Regions from separate parts of the Homo sapiens genome. Here region 1 is linked to region 2. A link is a contact called in ENCODE Hi-C or POLR2A ChIA-PET data. All regions are on one chromosome and are shown on one strand. The core of a region is the stretch at or near the end of the contact, and the rest is flanking DNA. Distances in the headings are between cores, read along the strand shown.

What was found. Hi-C counts contacts between places; a loop is a spot of excess contacts on that map. ChIA-PET counts read pairs that join two places held with the same protein, here RNA polymerase II (POLR2A). Pooled maps may share reads with other maps.
Region 1: a loop to region 2 is called in a pooled map, with 11 times the contacts of the local background. The contact joins the promoter of SLC25A39 here to the promoter of GPATCH8 in region 2. A Hi-C loop is called at or near these places in 5 of 37 single-sample maps with no recorded cell type and 14 of 50 pooled maps. POLR2A ChIA-PET finds 5 or more read pairs at or near these places in 5 of 52 experiments (BJ, CD4-positive, alpha-beta T cell, HCT116 and 2 more).

What each region holds. Positions count from the first base shown.
Region 1 is chr17:44,323,142-44,326,864 of GRCh38, reverse strand. SLC25A39 (solute carrier family 25 member 39) reads left to right here and starts at 2,042. Exons shown (of 12, transcript NM_001143780.3): 1 at 2,042-2,154; 2 at 3,288-3,387; 3 at 3,522-3,581. The coding sequence starts at 3,303. LOC124904009 (a long non-coding RNA gene) reads right to left here and starts at 1,412. Exons shown (of 2, transcript XR_007065768.1): 1 at 1,244-1,412. RefSeq lists enhancers at 960-1,009, 268-1,119, 1,190-1,249, 1,300-1,379, 1,540-1,729 and 1 more, a cis regulatory region at 1-295 and silencers at 1,830-2,259, 2,280-2,499.
Region 2 is chr17:44,501,827-44,505,287 of GRCh38, reverse strand. It overlaps GPATCH8 (G-patch domain containing 8), which reads left to right and starts at 1,882. Exons shown (of 8, transcript NM_001002909.4): 1 at 1,882-1,962. The coding sequence starts at 1,918. RefSeq lists a silencer at 1,599-1,948 and an enhancer at 2,049-2,148.

The sequences.
Region 1 (3,723 bases), core at 793-3,292, 180 kb after region 2:
CCCGCCCGCCCCCCCCCGCCTCCACCCGCCCGCCCGCCCCCCTCCGCCACCGCCCGCGCGTGCTGGTTTCTCTGTTAGGACAAATAAGCAAGATAGCACAGAAGTTCTAAACGCGAAGTGGGTGGTGGGGCCTGGGGTACGGGGCTGCCCCGGGAAATAAAGTGTCTCCCTGACAAGCGGGATCGGAGAGGGCAGCGCTGGACTTAAGCCTTCCTGTCTCCCGGGGAGGCAGTGTGGAGCCCTGGGAAAAGCACCCGGCCGGTTCGAATCTCCGGCTCTTCACGTCGAGCCTCAGTTTCACTTTCTGTAAAACGGGGTAATCTATTTCTTTTTCAGACGGAGTTTCGCTCTTGTTGCCCAGGCTGGAGTGCAATGGCGCAGTCTCGGCTCACCGCAACCTCCGCCTTCCGGGTTTAAGCGATTCTCCTGCCTCAGCCTCTCGAGTGGCTGGGATTACTGGCATGCGCCACCACGCCCGGCTAATTTTTTGTATTTTTAGTAGAGACGAGGTTTCACCATGTTGGTCAGGCTGCTCTCGAACTCCTGACCTCTGGTGATCCGCCCGCCTCGGCCTCCAAAAAGGCTGGGATTACAGGCGTAAGCCACTGCGCCCGGCCTTTTTTTTTGAGACGGAGTGTTACTCTGTTGCCCAGGCTGGAATGCAGTGGTGCGATCTCGGCTCACTGCAACCTCCGCCGGCCGGGTTCAAGCGATTCTCCTGCCTCAGCCTCCCGAGTAGCTGGGATTACAGGCGCCAGCCATCATGCCCGGCTACTTTTGTATTTTTAGTAGAGACGGGGTTTCACCATGTTGGCCAGGCTGGTCTCGAACTCCTGACTTCAAGTGATCCGCCCGCCTCGGCCTCCTAAAGTGCTGGATTACAGGCGTGAGCCACCGCGCCCGGCCTGTGGTAATCTATTTCAACAATAACCTACTGCAAAGAGTTTTGAGACTCAGAAGAAATCACGATACGAGAGCAACCAACACCAAAACGTCGATGCCCTCCCGCACTCAGTGCTCTTCCTCTCCGCGCAGAGTCATTCCGGGCCTTAGGCGAGGTTGTGATTTGCCCAAGGTCACGCGAAGGTGGGATCTGGCTCCCCATGGCTCTCCCGTCTCCCCCGGCTTGCTCACGTCCCAGCCCGCCCGGCCCGGGCTGCAGCTCAGCTAACCCAGTGGCGCACACCCGCGCGGGGCCCTGTGGTTTACAAAGCGTTTTGCAGTTGCAGGCCTGTCCTGTAACCTGAAAAATGGGGGCGATGCTAAGGCCGGCGAGAGAAGTCGCCGCGAAGTTTTCAAGTCTCGGCGGGTAGCCCGGCAAGTAACTTCGTCGTTATTGTGTGGTCTCCCGGCGATCTCGAAGAACTCATTCTCACTGCCGCCGCCACGCACCTGAGGACACCGAGGAAGAGGGCCAGTGCGTCACCCTCGCCGTCCAGAAGGCGCTGGGGTTTCCAGTGCCGCGCGCGGCCGGGGCGGGGCTGGTGAAAATGCGCTGTTAAGGCCGGCGCGGCGGCTCACGCCTGGAATCCCAGCACTTTCGAAGACCGAGGTGGGCGGATCGCTTGAGCCCAGGAGTTCCAGACTAGCCTGGGCAAAATAGGGAGACAAAAATAAAAGTAACAAACCAGCCGGGCGTGGCGGCGCGCGCCTGTGGTCCCAGCTACTCCGGAGGCTGAGGCAGGAGGATCGCTTGAACCCGGGAGGTCAAGGCTGCAGTGAGCCTAGATCGCGCCACTGCCCTCCAGCCTCGGCGACAGAGCGAGGCTGAAAAAGATGCTGTCTAAAAAAAGATGCTGGAAGTGCGTGCTGCTGCCACGTTAAGCGCGACGTGGAGACCGCGAAGTTGGCCGGCAGCTCTCAGCGCTGGACAGGCATGGAACTCGCCCGCGCGGCCCCGTCAAGGGGGCGGGACCGTCGCAGGTCCGGGCGGAGACGCGAGTGGGCGGAGCCGGGGACACTCCGGGCTTGCGGCTGGTCGGCCCGCGGCGGGCGGGGCCTCGTGGCGCGGTGTAGGGGCGGGGCCCCCTTGGCTGCTTTCGGCGTCGGCCTAGGTGCGCTGCGAGCGCGCGCGGACCGCGCACAGGCGGCGGAGCCGGTATGGGCCCGCCTGACCCTGGGCGCCGCGCCGCACGAGCACCAGCCTAGAGCCAGGTAGGCGGCACTGGGCCGGGGCTGGGGGCGGAGACGGAAGCGGGGGTCTCCGGGCGGCCGTGCGAGCCAGGGCAGGTGCTGGGGCCGTCGAGCTGGCGTGGTCCCCCTCACCTGGCGGCTCTCCGCCGTTCGGGGCCGGGAGTGTCGCCGAGGGTCGGGGAGACGTCCTGGTCCTACGTTCCTACTTCCCGCTCTCCCGGCTGCGCCCCGGGCCTGCATTTTGGGGCGGGAACCCAGAGACTGCTCTTTCTCTCCGGGCCCCGGGTCTGGCCCGTCCGGCCGGGCGGGGAGGGCCGGGCATCCCAGCCCGCAGTCCTGAGGAGGCGACGGGCCCTTCTTGGTCACCGGATCTGTTTACACGTCACCCTCGATGCCCGGCCGTCCCTCCACGCCCAGTAACTTGGGCTCTCAGGTGCCTGCCCGGGGCCTTGGTGCTGGAGTGGGGGCTGTGGGGGCAGCACAGGTACTCTGATTTTGGGGCCACGAGGGCCAAATCCGCGCCTGCACGTAGGAGGTGCGCAGTGGACACGTGCGAGGTGGACGAGGGAAGGACCCTGGCTCCTACTGCATTCGAGCGATAGGTCTGGCACCCTAGCTTCCTTCGGAACCACTCCTGAGTGACCTTGGGCAGGCCACCTCGTCTCCCCGAGCCTTAGTTTTCCCCGGCGGAGGGGGGCGGACAGTCCCTGCTTTAGAGGTCATTGCCAGGGTTGTTGAGGCAACAGATGTTTCGAGGGCGGTGGATGAGGGTTGGGTTAAAGTCTCACAGTGGGCCGGGTGCGGTGGCTCACGCCTGTAATCCCAGTGCTTTGGGAGGCTGAGGCGGGCGGATCACGAGGTCAGGAGATCGAGATCATCTTGGCCAACATGGTGAAACCCTGTCTCTACTAAAAATGCAAAAATTAACTAGGCGTGGTGGTGCGCGCCTGTAGTCCCAGCTACTTGGGAGGCTGAAGCAAGAGAACCGCTTGAACGGGGGTGGATGTTGCAGTGAGCCAAGATGGTGCCACTGCACTCCAGCCTGGCAACAGTGCGCAGAGCGAGACGCCGTCTCAAAACAAAAGTCTCACAGTGGCCCAGCCTCCTTTCCTGCCATCCCTGGAGTTGTGGTCTGTTTGAGGTTTGGTTTTCAGGACTGAAGCTTCAAGATGGCTGACCAGGACCCTGCGGGCATCAGCCCCCTCCAGCAAATGGTGGCCTCAGGCACCGGGGCTGTGGTTACCTCTCTCTTCAGTAAGACCTAGGGGAGGTGGGGTGGGGGCGGGTGGGGATGGGGCAGACCGGAGATTGGAGGCTGTGTGGTCCTGGGGGAGGAGTCCTAGGGGTGGGGTCCTGAAAGGAGCCTTCAGACCCGCTTCCTCCCCCAGTGACACCCCTGGACGTGGTGAAGGTTCGCCTGCAGTCTCAGCGGCCCTCCATGGCCAGCGGTGAGTACCTGACCTGGAACTAGTGAGGGGTGGTGCCTGGGCAAAAGAAAGATCTCCCAGAGGCTGGCCGTGGTTTCTCATACCTGTAATCCCAGCGCTTTGGGAGGCTGAGGTGGGTGGATCACCTGAGATCAGGAGTTCA
Region 2 (3,461 bases), core at 633-3,132:
GTCCATGTGAATTTATGCACTTCTTATTCCTCTGCTGTCATTTCAGTGGGCTTTTGAGAGGAAGAAGAGGTCAGTGTGATGTGTATCCTCGTGATTCAATCTTTCACGCTACCCTTAAGTCTCTTTACAATGTTTGAGCCAGGCTCGGTGGCTCACGCCTGTAATCTCAGCACTTTGGGAGGCTGAGGCGGGCGGATCACAAGGTCAGGAGTTCCAGACCAGCCTTGCCAACATGGTGAACCCCGCCTCCACTAAAAATACAAAAAAAAAAAAAAAAAAAAAAGTCCGGGCGAGGTGGCTCACGCCTGTAATTCCAGCATTTTGGGAGGCCGAGGCAGGCGGATCACGAGGTCAGGAGATCGAGACCAGCCTGGCTAACACGGTGAAACCCCGTCTCTACTAAAAATACAAAAAATTAGCCGGGCTTGGTGGCGGGCGCCTGTAGTCCCAGCTACTCGGGAGGCTGAGGCAGGAGAATGGCGTGAACCCGGAAGGCGGAGCTTGCAGTGAGCCGAGATCGCGCCACTGCACTCCAGCCTGGGCGACAGAGTGAGACTCCTTTTCAAAAAAAAAAAAAAACAAATGAGCTGGGCTTAGTGGTGGGCGCCTGTAATCCCAGCTACTAGGGTGGCTGAGGCAGGAGAATCTCTTGAACCTGGGAGGCGGAGGTTGCAGTGAGCCGAGATTGCGCCACTGTACTCCGGCGACAGTGCGAGACTCCGTCTCAAAAAAAAAAAAAAAAAAAGAATACAATGTTTGAATTCTGTGTGCCCTGCCTCCCCTTAGATGGAAGCGTAGGCTGAAGCATGGGTGGGGCAAAGGGTAACAGCTAGAAAATACACACCCTTCCTCAAAAAATTACATTCCATTTGACTCTTTCAGGGCAGGGTAAGACCCATTTTTCCATTGTGTGATTTCTGTCAACTACTCTTTTCAAAAGGAGAGAAGTCCTGCCACCCTTCTATGTGTTTTATGTATTTTGGCTAAGAGTCCTGGAGCACTGGGTGAGGTCCTCAGAAGGGATGGAAAAATCCGATTCTTGACTCTCATAGTCAGCGCTAGGCAGGAGCATCAGAGATTACTGAATCCAATTTCCCTATTGTATAAAAAGGAAACTGAAGCCCAGAGAGCTTTAGTCGATCTGGATCAACTTCGGTCCCTTGTGAAATACTTCTCTCAAAGGATGGCTCGAAGTCAAGCTCCTTGCAGTCTTTGGGCCTTTGGGTCTAACGTTCCCTATGCCCCAATGCTGTAGGCTCCTCGCTGTGCCTCGGTCAAAGGTCCTTTCAGAGACTGTCCCTCTCAGCACTGTGGCCAGTTTTACTTTTTTGTGGCACTTGTTGATATTTAAAAATATTTATTTTACGAGTTATGTGAGTTCTTCCACTGGAATGAAATCCCCATAAGAGGAGATCATTCCTGTCTCGTTCACCGTTGAATCCTCAGGGTGAGCTGAGATTCGAAGCTAAGCAGTCTGGCTCTAAGGTCGCGCTTTCGGCCCAACATTATGCTGCTATTTAGTGAAGACGATGGACTTCTGCGCACACGGGGAAGCAACAGTGAGAAAAGACACCCGGAAGTGAGCAACAGCAAAACATCCAGATTTGTCCGCACGGTGCCCCCTCTGACCTTTCCCTCCGGAAGCTCTCGCGGCTCTCGGGCGGGAGTGCGCACGCGCGGCCACCGGGGTCGCTCCGGGTCGCGCGCGGAGCAGGGGCTAGAGGGAAGGGTCAGCCTCCAGGGCTGGCAGGCGCCTGCGCCGCGGGGCTCCCGTCAGGACGCGCATTCTCGCTCCCTCCCTCGGCTGCGCGCGCCCGGTGGGCGTGGGAGGAGGCGGGGAACCGGGGAGGGGTGGGTGTCGCAGGAGGGAAGGAGCGAACCGGAGAGCGTCGTCCTGAGAGGAGTGAAGGCGGCAAAATGGCGGACCGCTTCTCCCGCTTCAACGAAGACCGAGACTTTCAGGTAAACACGGGCGTCGCCGAGGATGCGGGGAAGGCGCTGGTCTAGCCCAGAACCTCCTTCATCTCCGGCTCCCAGCCCTCTTTCCTTCCAGTTTTGCTCCGACTTGCGAACCAGCTCGCTCTTCTCCCGTCTCTGCTTTCTCAAGAGGCCTCCCGGCTTGAGGGAGGCCGCATCTCCTCGCACCCGCATTCTCTTACCCCTGAAACTCAGGCCGCGGGGCTTGCGGCTTCCGCCTGTTTGGCATCGGATTTCGGAACCGGGCCTGAGCGCCGTGTGAGGGGCTGTGCCCTCCAGGTCTGCCCGATCTGTGCCGGCGAAGGGCTGGCTCCCAGGGGACAAGAGGGGTGGTTGGGTTGGGCTGAGAGGGCTTGGGGGAGAGTATTGCTGAGGCCAAGGCTTCCGAACCCCGGGATTTTGCTCTCACGGATCCTTTTGGGGTCCTTCTCTTTTCTTTCTTCACTGTGATAAATCAATTCCTTTCATTGTCTGCTTTTCCTCTTCCTTACCTGGGAAAAGGTTGCCTTCGCTATCAGACGCCTTATTGGTTAGTCATACATTGAGATTTCGCGGGGCATAAGTGTTGCTGTTATTAGGCTGTTAATTGGGCTTGGAAAGCAGTAAGTTACTGGACTATGATCCGATGTGAGCCTAACCTCAAATCCTATCTCGAAAGATTTGTGAGAAGCGTGATGATAATAGGCCGTCCACGCATGGGGTCACTAGTGCCAAAAGCTTGATTTTTCTTTCTTCAATTGCAAATGTTAGTATGGAAAAATGCCCTTACGATGGCAAGCTCTATTGAGTAAAAAATAAAGGCCAAATTAGAATAACTTGTTTTTTCGCTGTTGAAAATACCTTTCTGTTGAAATTGTTACCGCGGAAATCTCGAAGACTAAAAGGGATTTAGTAGAGATTGGCTATTTCTAGGTAAAATACATCCGTAGAGTCTCAAAAAAAAAAAAAAAACACTGCATTACTACCGCATATCCTGGCAACTGCAATTTGGGTCGGGATGAATCTCAGAACTCAAGTTTTTATCCCGCTGCAGATCCTACTCAAAGCAGTACGAAAGCACTCTAGATGTGTTTCAGAAGGCAGTTTAAAGAGTTTGAATTCCCTGAGATGATAGGATTGGTAAATAAATAGGTAAAGCAGTTTAACAATTTTAACTCAGCACTGTTAACAGTCTAGTACATAGAACGCTTATGAGAAGTTTTGCAGCAGTAAGGGATCTGGGGGCTGTTAAAAAGCCTTGTGATCATGCGCCTGCTGTATAGCTGCAGCACAATACAGGAGAGTCTCAGGATGTTCTAAGGATATAATGCAGATTCACCAAAGTTTGAAGCAGTTCATGTTAGCCTTTTGATCCCTGAGAAATATATATATATACACACATATATATATATTAGCAAGCACTATAAAATATGAGTTGGCTGCAAGGTGTATGAGCTTTATTGATTTTTAAATTACCGGTAGAGACATACTGATAACTAAAGCCC